2 separate regions of the Homo sapiens genome follow, and region 1 is linked to region 2. The links are chromatin loops, found by intact Hi-C in ENCODE. Cell type or tissue: Calu3. All regions are shown on one strand. Each heading gives the region's core, and the rest is flanking DNA. Links, peaks and the distances in the headings are about the cores only. Region 1 has its middle 17 kb from the start of MIR4790. Region 2 has its middle 49 kb from the start of MIR4790.

Region 1 (8,762 bases), core at 531-8,530, 67 kb after region 2:
ATACATACATAGAACTCAGCTCAAGCATTCTTCCTCTCCAAGGAAACTTCCAGTTTTGGTCTCCACTGTCTGTCATACAATTTCTTAGAATTGAAGTCCACTCCTTCACAGATCATCATCTGCCAACTTTAAGTTCATTGCTCCAGTGATAAGAAAAAGCACAACCTTGTCAGAATCTTAGTAGCATCTCAGAGTGGAAGGGCAAAGTTGGAATATTTAGGAGATTCAGGGGACTGGTTTAAGGCACTTCCATCAACACAAGGTCTGATCGGGTTTGGGCAAAGTTCATAACATAATTGTTTCAAATTTGTGGACACAGCAAGGCAAGGCTCTTGAAGCTGTCTTGAAAAGTCATTTGATAAGCCTAGTTAAGGGAGCTGTTGCCTTGAGAAAGGGTTATTTACCCTAATGAGAGCTAGTTGAGAAGTCTCTAATATGGATACGTGGATTTTCTATATACCTATTTGCAACTTCAGCTTCCAGGACAAGAGTTTCTTGGAATGACAAGTCATGTTAATATGGACAGTCAACAGGAAAGTTTTGTTAAAGAAGAGATGGGTGTTTGTAGATGGCACTAGTTCTGAGTACCTATGAGAATTTGTAATTTTACAGTTTGGTGATTATTGTATTTGCAGTACATCTCTCTCTCTCTCTCTCTCTCTCTATCTCTCTCTCTCTCTCTGCTACAAAGTCCATGAGAGCAGGGACTCTCTGCTTTTTGAGTCACCATTGTATCCCAACACTTAATCCTAGCATGATGTCTGGCAATAAATATTTAACAACTAAGTAAATAAACAAACATAAGGAAGGAGCGGACCAGTGAGATTTTCCATAGGATAAGAAAGTTAATTAGAAAAAAAATGCTGGGAGGAGGAAGAGGTGATTATTTAAGGGGTAGAGGGAAGCGGCACAAAACAGAGACCATGCTGCTTGACTATCAAGTGTGTTTCTGGCTACAGAGACTCTCAAAACCCAGAGTTGCTTGGCCTTCTGTCTTCAGCATCCACAGCTGCCTATCTCTGTCCCTCGCTCTCTCTTCCTGGGTATCTACGCCCCCACAGTATCCCCCTCCCACCTCGCCCCTTCCTGTATCAAAACCTTAGATTGATTACATCCCATCCATCCCCATAAACCAATGTCACGATAGCCTTTCTCCCAGAGGCTTCTTCCTCTGCGGCTTCATTTCCTTTTGGAGAAGCAAAGGATTTTCCCCTAATAAAGGGACCTCAGGCTGCCTCTTTCCCCAGCCTCAAGTAAGCAGAGGATCATTCCATAGACCTGCACTAAACCTCTTCTGTGTGTACAAGTACTCCTTGAGCAAGCCTGAGGCAGAGAACTGGGCTGATGACACTTCTGGCCATCTGCAGAGACCTCTGCTGACAGGCATCCAAGTGGTGAAAGGCCTTGCAAGCAGTCTTGCAGTCCTTCCCGTGCTAGAGGGTTCGCTTGTTGGTCTCATCACCTGTGCTAGCAGATTATAGTTAGAATCCCCACGAGTTTATACAGAGACATCTATGAGTGCGTCGATGCTAATGTACATATTCGCATCCTCCAGGTCACAGGAATCCTGAATTAGGCCTATTCCCTTTGTAAAAGACAGAAACTCAACTCAAACGAGCTTAAGCAAAAGACGAGAGTCTTGGTGCCCATTTCTAGGAAGTCCATGGATGACTAGATCTGGGGCTGAAACTCGTCCAGAGGAGACTGTTTCTCCATTTCCCTGGCTTTGTTAACTTCGTTCTCAGCCAGTCTCTGGGCCTATTTGATCCTGTCTATTCTCAAGCTCCAAAGGGAAATTTTGTTTATCATTCTGTATCTACCTTAATCCCTCCAAATACACTCTGAATGTCCCTACCCAAGTTGTATGCTGACCTGTGCACCACTCACCGGTTTTCTGACCCACCTGAGATCTATTTCCACCGCTGTGCAGCAGTGTTTGGGCACCCTTGGTTGGCAGCCCCACCCAGACTACAGAGGGTGAGGAGGAGGCAGTGCTCCAAGAGAATGAAGAAGAAAAGACCAAAGAGTGGCAGATGTCCACTGCTCTGGTGCTTCCACAGTGTGGCCTAAAGACCAGCAGCAATGGCATCCTTAGGGTGCTCATTAGAAATGAAGACTCCCAGGCTCCACCCCAGATCTGCTGATTCTGAATCCCTGGGAATGGAGTCCAGAATCTGCATTTGAACAAGGCTCCCAGGTGATTCAGATGCATGCCGAGGTATGAGTCCACATTTCTACTCACTGTTCAGAAGTCACAGGCTGAAAAGGAGTAGTTGTCCAATGGGCAGTCGCTCCTGGAAGCACACATAAGAAGTCTTGAAACAAGGCCCATCCAGCATTTCCACAGGCTTTTCCATCATCTAGTAATCACTAAATGGGCACAACTACATGTCAGGCCCTGAGTTAGAGTCTGCAGATCCAGAGACAGATATGAACCCATCTTAGTGATCTAGAACCAAAGGTTTTCAGTCTAGAACGAGCTGTCTTTTGTTTTTTCTTTTTGAGATGGAGTCTCCCTCTGTCACCCAGGCTGGAGTGCAGTGGTATAATCTCAGCTCACTGCAACATCTGCCTCCTAGGCTCAAGTGAGTCTCCTGCCTCAGCCTCTTGAGTAGCTGGGATTACAGGCATGTGCCACCATGCCCGGCTAATTTTTATATTTTTAGTAGAGACACAGTTTCACCATATTAGCCAGGCTGATCTCAAATGCCTGACCTCAAGCCATCCACCTGCCTCAGCCACCCAAAGTGCTGGAATCACAGGCATGAGCCACCATGCCTGGCCTAGCATGAGCTTCCTTTATTAATTAATTTTTTTTTTTTTTTTTGAGACGGAGTCTCCCTCTGTCACCCAGGCTGGAGTGCAGTGGCATGATCACTGCTCACTGCAGCCTCCGCCTCCTGGGTTCACGCCATTCTCCTGCCTCAGCCTCCCAAGTAGCTGGGACTATAGGTGCTCACCACAACACCTGGCTAATTTTTTTTTTTTTTGAGACGGAGTCTCGCTCTGTCGCCCAGGCCGGACTGCGGACTGCAGTGGCGCAATCTCGGCTCACTGCAAGCTCCACCTCTCGGGTTCACGCCATTCTCCTGCCTCAGCCTCCCGAGTAGCTGGGACTACAGGCGCCTGCCACCGCGCCCGGCTAATTTTTTGTATTTTTAGTAGAGACGGGGTTTCACCTTGTTAGCCAGGATGGTCTCAATCTCCTGACCTCGTGATCTGCCCGCCTCGGCCTCCTAAAGTGCTGGGATTACAGGCGTGAGCCACCGTACCCGGCCTGGATCAGTTTATATACAAATCTTGGTAGCATTATTCATCACAGAAAATAAAGACGGCAATCAGGATAGCCAATCATAGGAGAATAGCTAAATAAATTATGATTCATTCATGAAAAATCATATTTATGACTAGTTTTTAATGGCCTGGGAAAATGATTTCCTTATAATAGTAAGTTTTATAGAAGCACAATACAGGCTTTGTCTGTTTCCACCTCCCAGAACTCTTCGTGCTAGTTATCCACTGCAGGGCAGCAAATTACCCACGAACTTCGCAGCTTAGAACAGCACCACTGATTATGTCACAGTTGCCGTGTGTTAGGAACTCAGGAGCAACTTGTTTGGATCCCCTGGCTGCGATTCTCTGACAAGCTTGCAATCATCTTAAGAATCAACTAGGCTGAGGTGGATGAATCACTTCAGGTCAGGAGTTTGAGAACAGCCTGGCCAACATGGTGAAATCCCGTCTTTACTAAAAATACAAAAATTAGCCAGCCATGGTGGCGTGTGCCTGTAGTCCCAGCTATTCAGGACACTGAGGCAGGAGAATCACTTGAGCCCAGAAAGCAGAGGCTGCAGTGAGCTGAGATCACACCACTGCACTCCAGCTCTGTCTCAAAAAAAAAAAAAAAAATCAACTAGGGCAGGATCAGCTTCCAGGCTCATGCTGGTGGTTGATGGCAGGATGCAGGTACTCACCAGAGGCCTCCTTCCATTCCTCACCACGTGGACCTCTCCACAGGACAGTTCACATCATGACAGCTTGCATCATCACAGCAAGCAAGCAAAAGGGCAAGCAAGAGTGTCAGCAAGACAGAAGTCACAGTCTTGGATCCTAAACTTGGAAGGGACGTGCCATCACTCCTGCCAAATTCTGTTCATCAGAAGCACCTGCTCATAAGGGTTCATCCTGTAAAAGTCCTTGCAGGCAGCGTCGTAGTTCCTTCCTGTGCTTCTGGGTTACCCATTGACCTCAGGAGTCACGCTACCAGTTTTGTACTTAGGGTCCACATGAGCTTACAGAGAGCCCCTGAAATCCAGCCCACACGCCAGAAGAGGGGATTCTACAAGGTCGTGAATACCAGTAAAAGGAATCGCTGGAGCTATTGCAGAAACAGCCTGCTTCACCTTCAACTGTCAGCCAGAGGCCGCCACCAGCAGGAAGCTCTCCTGGTCTTTCCCATGATCTTTGGTAATGCTTAGAGAACAAAGCAAGTTTTAAGCACCTGATGGTCTTCACTGAGCCAGAGGCCTGAGCACACGGAAGCAGCAGATGCAAACAGTGAGAAAAGAATTAAACATTTAGAAAGCTTGCCTCATGTAAACACAGACTGAAGCTCACCAATATTAGAGAAGCACTGGTTAAGCAGCTAGAGGAAATTCTGGTCCCTAACTTGAGATAAAACGTCCCCAGAACCAGGGGCTCAGCCAGGATCGAAAGTGACTTTTTCACAGATCGCCAAAAAGAAACAAAACAGATACTCAGAAAGGTGATGCTGGGAGGCTCTGAGCCTCACCCAGATCTCCTTTCCTGGTAGGGCACCCACGCTTCCCCATCCCCACACTGCCCACCAGGAGTGTTGGTCACTAATGGTGTACAGTGGCCCCTTGTCCTCAAATGTCAGAAGCCCACTCTCCCAGAAAGTTGCATGCACACCCCCACCTGCGGTGACACCCTGCCTGGCAAGGGGATGGTGCAGTGGTGCACACAAGTAGTTCCAGCTACTTGAGAGGCTGAGACGAGAGGATCACTTGAGCCTGGGAGTCCAAGGCCAACCTGAGCAGTACAGTGAGACTCAGTCTCTAAGAAAATTATCTTTTAATTTGGTGGGAGATTAGAAGGGATTAGGGGGAAAAAAAAACTATAAAAAAGGCTCCCAGAGGGCAGTCAATAAAAAAAAAAGATTAAAAAGCACGGTGCAAGATGGATGCTAACAGGGAAGATGGTCATGACAGATAGAGACCAACTGCTCCAAGTGGCTAAAATGCAGAAATGGGCTATTTCTGTTACTTGGGCAGATTCCCAGTCTAAGGACTGGTCAGTCCTGATTGCTTCTCCAGAGCCCTCACCCCACGGCACCCCCATCTCAGGCTGCCGGGGTTGCAATCTGGGTTGGGCTGTTCTCAGCTGGAGGAAATGCTGCCTGCCTCCTCCATCTGAAGCTCATTTATGCACAGCCAAGCCTGGCAGCTCTGCTCCCTCATCTCCACCCCTGTTTTGCATATTATTAAAAGCAAATCATTTGGATGTCTGCACTGAGAGAATTTTACTTCTGTCATCATATAAATCTGTTCTGAAATTGATGGATGTGGGGAAAAAAACCCACAAGCAATGTAAATTGGCCCCAGAATGACTGACTTTTCTGTAATTCTGAGATGAGAGAAAGTGCTGCCCTAAGAAGGTGTCATCTATCTGCACACAATTTAGTTTAGAAAGAGAAAATCCTTATCAGTACCTTATTATACATCTCTCAAGCCAGCCGCAGAAAACACAGTGATTTGAGACAATGAATATCATCAATGCTGTGAATTCGATGTAATTGTATTTCATTGAGAAAAAGAAAAATGTCTCTACTCGGCACACTTGTGCACTGTACCATCTGGAGTATCAGAATAGAGAGAAAAAATAGACCAGCCACTCATCCTGTCATTGGGAACTCAGTCACGTGTTTCCTAAACACAAAACATGAACACCATGAGGCTAAGGTAACAGAAATCAGCTTGACAGCTTATTATTTTCTGGAATCCAGCCACTGGTTACCGAACACCCACTGCTGGCCACGGGCTGAGAGCCTCACAGGTTCTCTCCCTTTCCTGCATCCTCTTAATCAGCCCTTCTTGCAGAGGAGGCAATTGACACCCTGAAAGAGGCAGACGCAGGTGTTGAATTGCGTGTTCCCTGGGTTTAGTATTATGACCCTTTGCGTTTCAAAGGACTGAAACACGTTCTGCCGAAAATGTAATGTATGGGCTCGTGAAACTAAAAAGTCCAGTGCTTCAGGTATGCCTGGATCTAGTGCAGCAGTCCCCAGCCTTTTTGGCACCAGGGCCAGTTCCGTGGAAGACAATTTTTCCACAGACCCAGGGGTTGGGGGTAGGCGGGTGTGGTTTTGAGATGATTCGAGCACATAACATCTATAGTGCACTTTATTTCTATTATTATTACATTGTAATATATAATGAAATAACTATACAACTTGCCATAATGTAGAATCAGTGGGAGCCCGGAACTTGTCTTCCTGCACTAGACAGTCCCATCTGGGGGTGGTGGGAGACAGTGACAGATCATCAGGCATTAGATTCTTATAAGGAGTGCACAATGTAGATCCCTCACGTGCATAATTCACAATAGGGTTTGTGCTCGGATGAGAATCTAATGCTGCCACTGATCTGAGAGGAGGCAGAGCTCAGGTGGGAATGCGAGCAAAGGGGAGGGGCTGTAAATATAGATGAAGCTTCACTTGCTCACCTGCTGCTCACCTCCTGCTGTGCAGCCCAGTTCCTAACAGACTAGGGACCATGACTTACCAGTCTGTGGCCCAGGAGTTGGGGACCCCTGATCTAGTGGGGTCTGTAATGAGGACTCTCTCTTCCTCTCAGCCTCACTTTCTCTAGGTAGGCATTGTTTTTCAGGGAGCTTCTTCCCTCTCCGTAGTCCCCAGAAACCCCAAGCCCCAAGCCTTGCAGCCCAGTGACATCAGCAGTTATGAAGAGAGGTTTTTCTTTTCTCTCTTTTCAGTAGTGTCTAGGAAAAGCCCCGGGATTGAATCTCCTTTAGGCAACTCGTGCCCAGTGCAGAAGCATTCACTGCTAGAGGCAGAGAGATGAATGCTTTGATTGGCCAGAAATGGGCCATGTGCCTATCCCTAAAACTGTAGGGGTAAGGAGGGTGGAAACTTTTGAATTGACGGGGTGGGAAGAAAATCAAGGTGCTTTTCTCAGAGCAAGCACTAAAGGGCAAACAGAGATTCATCCTTTATATCATCCAAGAAAAAGCAAGTGGCCCCCTCTTCTCTTTGCGCATTCCCCTCTCCCACACCGAACATTCTATCCTCTGGTTCTGCTTTGCCCTCAAAGCTATTGCCACTCTAGCATTATAGCAGGTATTTATTTTTTCATTCATTTCTTCATGTATTTTCATTCATTTATGCATGTACTCATTCATTCATTTCTGCATGCATTTATTCATTTATTTATTTCTGCATGTATTTATTTCTGTGAAGGCATAACTCATCACTATATCCCCAGTACCCAGAATACCTGGCACATAATACTGTTTAGTATTAGTTGAATAAAAGAATGAATGAATCAGAAACACTGCATTAGGTCATTCTGGGACTGCTATAAATAAATACCTGAGGCTGAGTAATTTATAAAGAAAAGAAGTTTAATTGGCTCACCGTTCCACAGGCTGCACAGGAAGCAAGGTGGCCTCTGCTCAGCTTCTAGGGAGGCCTCAGGAAACTTACAATCATGGCGGAAGGTGAAGGGGAAGCCAGCACTTCACATGACCTGAGCAGGAGGAAGGGAAAGAGAGGGGAGGTGCCACACACTTTCAAACAACCAGATCTCATTAGAACTCACTCATTATCACAATGATAGCACCAAGAGGGACGGTGTTAACCCATGAGAAACCACCCCATTATCCTTTCACCTCCCACGGCCCCTCCTCCAACACTAGGAATTACAATTCTACATGAGATGTGGGCGGGAACACAGATCCAAACCATATCAAACACCAATCTACCTCTCAACTATAAATATATGGTTTAGTTGACAGGGCAAGATAGATGCGACAATGAGTGATCAGCGGTCAGCACACCTAGTAGGTGCTTAATAAATGTTCACCGCCTGCACACTCAGAAGAGTGGAGCAGAACCCCCACACCCACCCTTACCCCTACCAGCCTAAGGTTGGAAGAGACTAGATTCCAAGATCTGTCAGGGTTAGGAGGGTGTCTGCCACTGGCCCGAGGAATCACCTGGAGTGCTTGTTACAGCGCAGGTTGCTGGGTCCCATCTCAGAGTTTCCCATTCAATGTTGGGTGGGGCCCAAGAGTTGCCACCACTGCTGCTGTAGCTCCAGGAACCATAGTTTGAGAACTGAGCCTTTCTGCTGTCAAAGACAGCATCTCCTAGTAGTTATTCCCAAGGTGATACAGCAGCTACTGAATGGCAGAGGGTCCTTAGGAAGGTGCAGCAGGGAGCCACCTAGAGGGGCCAGATTTGCAAATGAAATTAAATTGTGATTAAATCTATCCCCGAAGGTAAGCCTTTGGTGCAGGTTCCCCTAGCAAACTCCCAAGGCTGTGGTTCTCAAACTGTGATCCTTTGACCACTCACTTCAGAACCCCCATCCCTCACCCCCGGGAGACAGTTCAATGTAGATTCTGTCCAAGCCATCCAGCAATTGTTTAGCAATCATGCCAGCCACTGCCCCCAAGGACCATAGGGTTGTGCCAGAACCCGATAGGTCAGAAACAAGTGT
Region 2 (8,762 bases), core at 306-8,305:
GTGGTTTCCCATATAACTCTGTTTTTGTAATTTATGAACACATTAAGGATACTTTTTATTTTGGGGCTTGGATACAGAAGGAAGGACCTGCTTCTTCTAGGAAAATACTGACAGCAGCGAAACCCTTAATATTCATAGGTTTTGTTAAAAAGAGACATTCTGTCAACCCCTTCTCATTATAATCTGAGGTGTTAATTAGTTTTATAGTTTTGTTATTACCTATGCTTCTCACTTCTTCATCTGCTTTGTAAAAATTAAAATAAGGAGACCAAAAAACTTCCAAACATTTTAACAACAAAAGTTTGGGGAACAGGCAGAAAGACGTGATTAAAGATTACAGCCCGTTTGGATTTCGTCCTACAAAACAGAAGAAATTCTCATGACTTAAAGGTAACCTTGAAACAGTAACCACTGAAAATCATTTGAATGAGTAAGTCTTTATCCCTCATCTTTCCTTGTACAGGAATATCAAATGTGTCATTTCAAACAGCGGGTAGAGCTCCAAACTCAGAAACAGCACACCTAGCTAGGGATGCTTTGCTTAATCCCTGTGTTAGTTTTCCTAGGGCTACGATAACAAAATACCACAGACTGCGTGGCTTAAACAGAAGTGTATTTATTTCCTCACAATTCTGGAGGATAGATTGTCCAAGACCAAGGCGTCAGCAGGGTTAGTTTCTCCTGAGGTCTCTCTCCTTTGCTTGCAGATGGCCCTCTTCTCTTTGTCTTTCCAAGGTCTTACCTCTGTGGCTGTGTGCGAATCTTTTCTTATAAGGATACCAGTCATATTGCATTAGGGACCACCCATATTACTTCATTTCACCTTAATTATCTCTTCAAAGGCCCTAACTCCAAACACAGAAACATTCTGAGGCACCGGGGGTTAATACTTCAACATATGAATTTGGGGGAATATAATACAGCCCAAAAGAATCCCCAATATTTATTCAGCACCAACTATGTATGCGAGCCTGGAGATACAATGAAGAGCAAAATTGGCAAAGACCCTGCTCTCTTGGATCCTACATTTTGGTGGGTAATGTAACAAGAATCTCTGATAGGTACTTGGTGGGGGTAATAGTCCTAATCTTAGTCATAGACAAAGTTGTAGTCACAGTCAAAGCCATAGTTCAAGTCATGCGGGTAGTCTTTTATCAGTGTTATCTTTATTGGAAAGCCACGGCCCTGGGAGTGGGAGAGTTTCTCAGCTTTTCATTCACTACCAATGCCTAAAGGACAGGCTGATGATGACCTGGTTGTGCACCCAAGCTGGCACCTCTGAAAGCACACCTGGACCATGAAGATGTTTTCTATTTTGTTTCTTCTCTGAAGCAAGATGGACATTCCACCCTGACGCATGATTTCTGCTCTAAGGCTGTTTTTGCACGGGTGGGCTAGCGAGACCCTAGATATCAAGAAGTGTCTAAAATAGCAATGAATTGGGAGTCACTAATCCTACATCCAAATCCCACCTCTGATACTAATTTATTGACGTTGTGCAAGTTGCTTCACTTCAGGCCTGAATTTCCTTACTCATAAATAAGAAGATTAAATTATATCAATTGTTTCAAGCTGTGCTCTGAGACAAATGTATACACTGTCCATGTGCAGAAACTGCACAACGCCACACAGCAGTCCTGCTCTTCAGGAACCCAGGGGTTCCACAGATATAAGGTAGGGAAGGTGGAGGGATGGGAAGCCAATCTGCTGCCTCCACTTCAATCACAGCAGTTCTACTTTTTATCCTTCTATCTTGCCCTTCTGCATAACATTTTGTGAAGTCTTTGAAGCTCAAAGATTCTGAAAACCATTAATGACTCAAAGGCTGATTCCATTGCTAATATCCTGTGATGATGACTCTATGTCCTGTAAAAAGAACTCCCGGGGATGGGGCATTCCCAGCAGCCACTCTGGGTTTAGGGCCAGAGACTGTGCTTCCTTCTCACTAGACCCCACTCTCTCTGGGATGGGTGACCTGATTGTATTCAGGAGGTTAGAAAGTGTGTCACATTGCCCAGAGACGTCAGGGGTGGGGGCAGGGAATATCGCACTCCTGTCTAGGAAAATTTCATTCCATTTGGTGGCTTAGGCTTTTCAAGCAGTTATAGAATCCCCCCTCATTAAGCCTTCTAAATTTATTCCTCTTGTTCATCACTCAGAGCCGCATGACACTTGGTGCTGTCACAGCCTGTCGGAATTGAGGAATCCCACGTTGCTGTTTATTTTTAGCTTCACTTGCTTACATTTTAATTTCAGACTCTGCAGGGAGTTTTCTCTCCTTCACAGTCTTAAATTGGTAAGAAGATCCGGGTCTTTAGGCACAAGGTTTTAAGTCTACCAGTGTCTCTGAGTGAGACCCTGTGGTTGATACATGACAACACCTCTGTGTGATTCAGTAAATGTTTATTAAGCACATACTGTTTACTATGTGCAAGTCCTGTTCTAGAACTCTTAGAGATTTTGAGAATGAATCTGACATGGGTCCTGCCTTTAAGAGCTCAAAAGCAAAGATGGTCGGGTACAATGGCCCATGCCTGTAATCCCAACACTTTGGGAGGCTGAGGCAGGTGGATCACTTGAACTCAGGAGTTCAAGACCGGCCTGGGCAACATGGCAAAACCTGTCTCTACAAAAAATACAAAAATTAGCCAGATATGATGGTGCACGCCTGTAGTCCCAGCTACTTGGGAGGCTGAGGTGGGAAGATCGCATGAGCCTGAGAGGTTGAGGCTGCAGTGAGCCAAGATCACACTACTGCACTCCAGCCTGGGCGACAGAGCCGGACCTTGTCTCAAAAGAAAAAAAAAAAGAGCAAAGGTAGGAGTGTGCGGAGCAGGGAGTGATGGGGGAACTCAATGGTCCTCACCCCAGTGAAGTTGGAAAACTCTCCTCTATAGCCTGTAAGAATGTGGTCCATGGTAGACAATCTTCCTGGAGGATAATCAGTGACACCGAACAGAACAGCATGGCCTAGTACTCCAGGAAGACATGTAATCTGGGGCCACTACATTCAGAATCCCTGGGGTTCTCATTTATCAGGGAGCCTGAGGCAGAAATTATCTCCATGCCTTTTTCGCAAACACCCAAATTAAGATTCCCTCACCTCTGCCAGACTCTCGCTGTACACAAGAGGCAGCCATCCCAGGCTTTGACAGAATTATCACTTAGGTGACTGCGCAGAAGAGTTTAATATAGCAGCTCTGAGACTGCTCTCCTTAGGAAGACCCGCTTATAAAGTCAGCCCTTACCTAGTGTCTGTGTAGGAACTTGGATTTCAGGAAGGTTCCCACCATCCCCTACCTGATCAGAGTGGCTCATTGTGCCTAAATATAAATGGTGTGTACAAACAATGTGGTATATGCTGAACACCTCCTTTCCTTCTGGGAGCCTGGAATTTTGGTATGTTCTCAGCTACCCATGACCAGTCCCCTATAAAAAGCTCACCGAGTCTCTGGTGAGCTTCCCTGATAGACAATGTTTTACGTGCATTGTCACAATTCAGTACTGGAGAAATTAAGTATGGCCTGTAAGACTCCACTGGGAGAGGACTCTCGGCAGCTGATGCCTGGCCCCCTACAGCCCTCACTCCATGCATCTTTTCCTCACACTGATGCTGCTTCCTATCCTTTCACCAAAATAAATCTTAGCTGTGAGTACAATTGTATGCCAAGTCCTATGAGTCTTCCTAGCAAATCAACAAAACTGAGAGTGGTCTTGGGGACCTCCTGACACAGTAACCTTTCCCAAAAATCTCAAAATGCAATGATTGCTCTGAACCTGAAATGTTGCCTAGAAATAGTCTCATCCCCCACATTCTCTTTTGTGGCACAATCAGGATCTGCCTGGCTCCTGCCCTGGTATCCCAGACCTTCCCATGAATGGGGTCACTTATTCATCATGAGAAGCCTCAGTTTTCCTAGGGCTATGACAACAAAATACCACAGACTGCGTGGCTTAAACAACAGAAATGTATTTATTTCCTCACTATTCTGGAGGATAGATTGTCCAAGATCAAGGCATCAGCAGGGTTAGTTTCTCCTGGGGTCTCTCTCCTTGGCTTGCTTAGGCTTGGCTTAGGCTACTCCTAAAATCTGAAGCCCATTCTTTCTGAGACAGCCAAGTCTAAAGGGGTCCCCAGAGAAACTCCGACCAGCCTACACACCAGGAGAACAGGGTGGAGCCACAGAAGTTCACACCCTTTGCAGCGGGAAGGAGCCTGGCCTCTCTTGTTGGGGATGGAAACTGGGATTCAATCTGTCAGATGGAAACCAGCTAGCAGGACTCTTGCTTTGCTGAAAGTCCCTGTTTCCCTTTTTTTTTCCTTTTCACCAATAAATTCCATTTTTCTCACCCTTCAAATTGTCTGAGAGCCTAATCTCTCATGGCCATGTGACAAGAACCCGACTTTTAGCTGAACTAAGGAGAAAGTCCTACAACATTTCCTTGACCAGGGGAATTTTTTAATTCCTAGTTCAAGCCATCACAAGATTCAGCATGAAGCTCTTCTTTCTGCTAATCCCCCTCAGACCTTATAGGCCAGCCTTATTCCAAAAACCAAGGTTCTACCCTGTCAGGTTGATTTTATCACTGAACCTCTGCCGTGATAATATCCCTAATCCCTCTACAGACCTGCTTGCTTTGATCTTTCCGCTGATCAGCACCACCAGCTCACTCATCAGGCCTTTGATGTCTCTATATTGCAAACGCATTTCACTAGACTTGGAAGCAGAAAAGCAAAATCAGTAGAAACACAGAGTAACAAAGTTGTCAGGAACACATGTAACTTCACACATCTGCACTGGCCTTAAATTATTGATTTGGTTAGGTTATTATTCACACATTTTAGCTTGAGTACTTATGCTGTTCTTGCTGGGTTTTATGGCTCAGGGAATATATTTAGAATTAAAACATCCTGTCCCAGAACACTAAAATTCCTAAAACTAAAAATGTAGAAGTTAGCATATGATAAGAATCGTTGGGAATTGAGATGCAGTGAAGACCATAGACTTTGGTCTTCAGAGCTCCCTTTATTCTGTATTACATCAGAATTGTCAATCATCCATGGGGGGAAAAAGCCCAGCTGATTTATCTAGGACCTAACCAAAAAGTTGTGAAAATTCTATTTTCTTTATGCTCTATGATAAATGTGATAGAGAATAAAGGGAGAATAGGAATCATAAGAAAAGATAGAAAGGTAGGTACAGAGGTTGCAGTGTTGGCAGAATCGTGACCAGCCCTAAGCATATGATATGTATGAACTGATGGAGCTTGAGAGCTCTTTGAATGACAAAAGTGGCTTCTAAATAGCAAGAGAACAGAGATCGTTTCTTTTCACTTATGAATCATCACTACCTAGACTTCTACTTCCTCATTTTGAGTGTTCAGTTATAGCACTTGAGCGAGATTTTCTTTGTCTTTGCAACTAATCCTATAACTTAAATAGTCTATTACCAGGTAGTGGTAATCTACCACAGACATGACATCAAAGCTCACCTCTTATTTAGGACATGAGATTACATGTTAGCTCTTTGTTAAGTCCATCTGCTTTGACATGCAATTAAATGGATATAGATATATGTATATATATTCAAATGCATATTCAAATATACATTTCATACATGCATCAAATTTTGATGAAGCATCTATTCAACTACTATTTATAAAGCAACTCCAAAGTTAATATACTCTAACGTATATGTTGGTAAGTTTTCTTTATGCTCTTGCTCTTTCATTAAAACATTCCTTTTAACTCACCCTGATCCACAGCCCAGAGTGGGAACCTCAGACCCCTACACATCACTGGAGGCTTGAAGATAGCTTCAAGAACACGAGAGCTCCTTCTCTTTGCTCCTGGTTTGCACTACCAAGTCTCATTTACAAGTGAACTTTTCACCTTTCTAAGCAGTTTGAGTTCATCAAAGGAAAATCCCTACTTTGTAGTTCCAGCACACATCTGAGCAGCAGCCAGAAGGTTCTTCCCACTCCCTCCAGCTCTCTCCTATAATACACACTAGGGTTTTCCCTCTGGAGCTGAAATAAAACAGCTCTCTCTTTACTCCAGCTCTTCTTTATCCAAATCAGGAAGTAGTGTTGCTGCATCTTATTATTTTCATTGCAGCTAGCCCTTATTCCAGTCCCAGTATCTTCTCCATTTCCCTTCCTCAAAAGGTGGTTAAACTGGAACATAATACTGAAGTGAGTTATCAGCTCAGGGCCTTTGGTTTAATTTAAATCCTATTTTAAATACAAAATACTTCAATTAATGGTAACGAATCCCTTTAAAAAGAATCAAGGCTGGGCAGCATGGTGGCTGACACCTGTAATCCCAGCACTTTGGGAAGCCGAGGTGGGCACACATGTAATTCCAGCTACCCGGGAGGCTGAGACATGAGAATCCCTTGAACCTGGGGGATGGAGGTTGCAGTGAGCCAAGTTTACACCACTGCACTCCAGCCTGGGCGACAGAGCAAGACTATCTCAAAAAACAAAAAACAAAAATTGTTTTAATATAAATATTTCTAATGAATAAACTTGTAGTTGAACTTGAACTTTGGATTACACAGAGCTGGGCTTGAATGAGAGATATTCTTTCTGAGCTCTGTGGCTTTGGCAAGTCACTTCACATCTCTCAGCCTTGGTTTCCATGTCTATAAAATAGGGAGAGAATATTGACCTTGAACTGTGAGACTGAAATTAAAATAGCATGAAAAAAATGAGTAGCACATGACTGTGCCCATGATGAGCACATAAAACTGGTAGTTGCCAGTATTATTATCATCCCACACTGTGTCTAATGCATCAGAATTTTGGATAAAAGGAAATGGTTTCCAACGGGAACATCTGGGTTCCAGTTCTGCTTTATCCAAGCATCAATCACAGGGCCTCAAATAAATCTAGGATGATCAAACATCCCCATTTGCCATGGATAGTCCCATTGGGTACCTGTTGTCTGGGAGTAATTCTTTATAGCATCTTCTTTCACTCTCAAAAAGATCCTGTTTTGGCCATTACACTAGTAAAACACGGTTAATTTTTTAATTAGGTAATTAGTTATAGCTTTGTGCTCCAATATCCTGTAAAACGAGGAAAATACCCATCCAATCTATCTCACTGATTTATGAGGAAGAGCCTAAAAGTGTTATTTTTATCACAAGGTCTATCAAGGAAAGTTCACGTTTTATGATAACGAATGAGAATTTGCACTGTCACATAAAAGGATATAAGCTCCTTTTATCCAATTCATTTCTTACATTTTTTTCTTGTAGCTACAAAGTCTTCACACATTTTGTGATGAACACAACTGTAACTCAAAATCACAAAACTCTGTAGCCTTTCTTTTAAAAACCAACTATAAAGGACAGAATTTTCACACCCTAAGGCCTCTTAGCTCATAGCACACTCCCCACCACTTCCTGGTCTGTTCTCAGGTTAGACATTGCTAATCAATCACAAAGAATTTACTGCAGACTCTTTCTCTGGGTACTTTGAGCAACCATTATGAGTGAACTAGAGTTGGCATATGAAACAAATGTTTCCCTTTCTGATTTGCCTAACATGATCATTTTACAGTCAGGGTCACTGGGGACACTGAAAGAGAAATGAGCCACGACCCCGACAGGAGTGACTCTGAGAGTAATACCCAGGCTGGCTTTTTCCCTTGTATCATTTTATCATACCGACAAGTGACTGCCCTTAGAGGTCCTTGCAGATCAAATCAAAGCAGACAAATTTACATTTTGAGGCCAATAGCTAGTCTTCTAAGAGACTGCTAAATACTATCTCCTAAAAAATATGATAGTAAAATAATGAGTCCCCTTTACCTATTTATTCACTCACAGTCAAAATTGAGGTATTTACCATGGCCTTCAAGGAGCTATATAATGTGACCTCCATTCCTTCTCCAATATCATCTCCTCCTACTCTTTACTCTGGCCACACTGAGTTCCTTGGGAGCTTCTTCATACATGCTTGGCATGCTTCTATCTTAGGGCCTTTGCACTGGCTGTTCCCTCTGCCTGGAATGCTCCTCCCCAATTACCTGCATGATCCTCTCCCTTTCCTCCTTCAATAATAATTTCAAGATGACTCAAATGTCACCTCACTGGGGTCCATCCTGACCACCTTGTGTAAAATGGCAACCAACGCCCACCCCATTGGCACATCCAATCACCTTGGTCTGCCCCATGCTTCCCCAAATCCCTTATCACCTTCTAACCTCCTATATCGTTTACATACCATGTTTATATTATTGATTGCCTGTTTCCTGCAAATAGAATGTTAACTCTAGGAAGGTACATGCATGCATATGTACATGCACACTCACATGTGTGTGTGTTCTCACTACTGTACTCTCAGCATCTAGACTAGTAGTTGACATATTCTACCATTCAATACATTTTGAATGTCATAGTTACAAAGATGTAAGATGTACCTACAGAGATATGGAAGAGAATCTGTTTGTGATGGTTTAGTCATGCAAACCATCAAGTAATTTTCTAATGTATTTGCCTGGGGAGTTTCAGGAATTCCACAATACTGACTGTCAGTCAGGAACCCATCAGCAGAAAAGAAATCTCCGTGCATTTACCTTAAAAACAAAGCCTCAGGTAATTAGAAATAAATGGAAAGATATGTATGCATCTTTGTGGTCACATAAAGTCAAGGGTGAGAGTACCCAACAGACAGAGGCCATAAATAACCCACAATTTGTGAATTTAAGATAGGCAAGAAGCTGACTGGCCAGCTGTTTTGAGAGTATTTGT

The links. A loop is a pair of places that touch in the nucleus more often than their neighbours do. Peaks named below come from ENCODE experiments on the same cell type or tissue, not always from the same donor. Only the 100,000 strongest peaks of a DNase experiment are listed, where the experiment ranks them.
Region 1: a loop joins it to region 2, with 5 times the contacts of the local background. A loop is called at or near these places in 8 of 110 quality-filtered maps.

Annotation. Positions count from the first base shown.
Region 1 is chr3:5,228,453-5,237,214 of GRCh38, reverse strand. No RefSeq gene overlaps it. Among named protein-coding and RNA genes, the nearest start is that of MIR4790, 17 kb to the left of the region's middle. RefSeq lists an enhancer at 4,232-4,741. In Calu3, for the core only: no CTCF peak of the experiment used is centred there; a DNase peak (open chromatin) is centred at 3,634.
Region 2 is chr3:5,295,235-5,303,996 of GRCh38, reverse strand. No RefSeq gene overlaps it. Among named protein-coding and RNA genes, the nearest start is that of MIR4790, 49 kb to the right of the region's middle. In Calu3, for the core only: no CTCF peak of the experiment used is centred there; no DNase peak of the experiment used is centred there.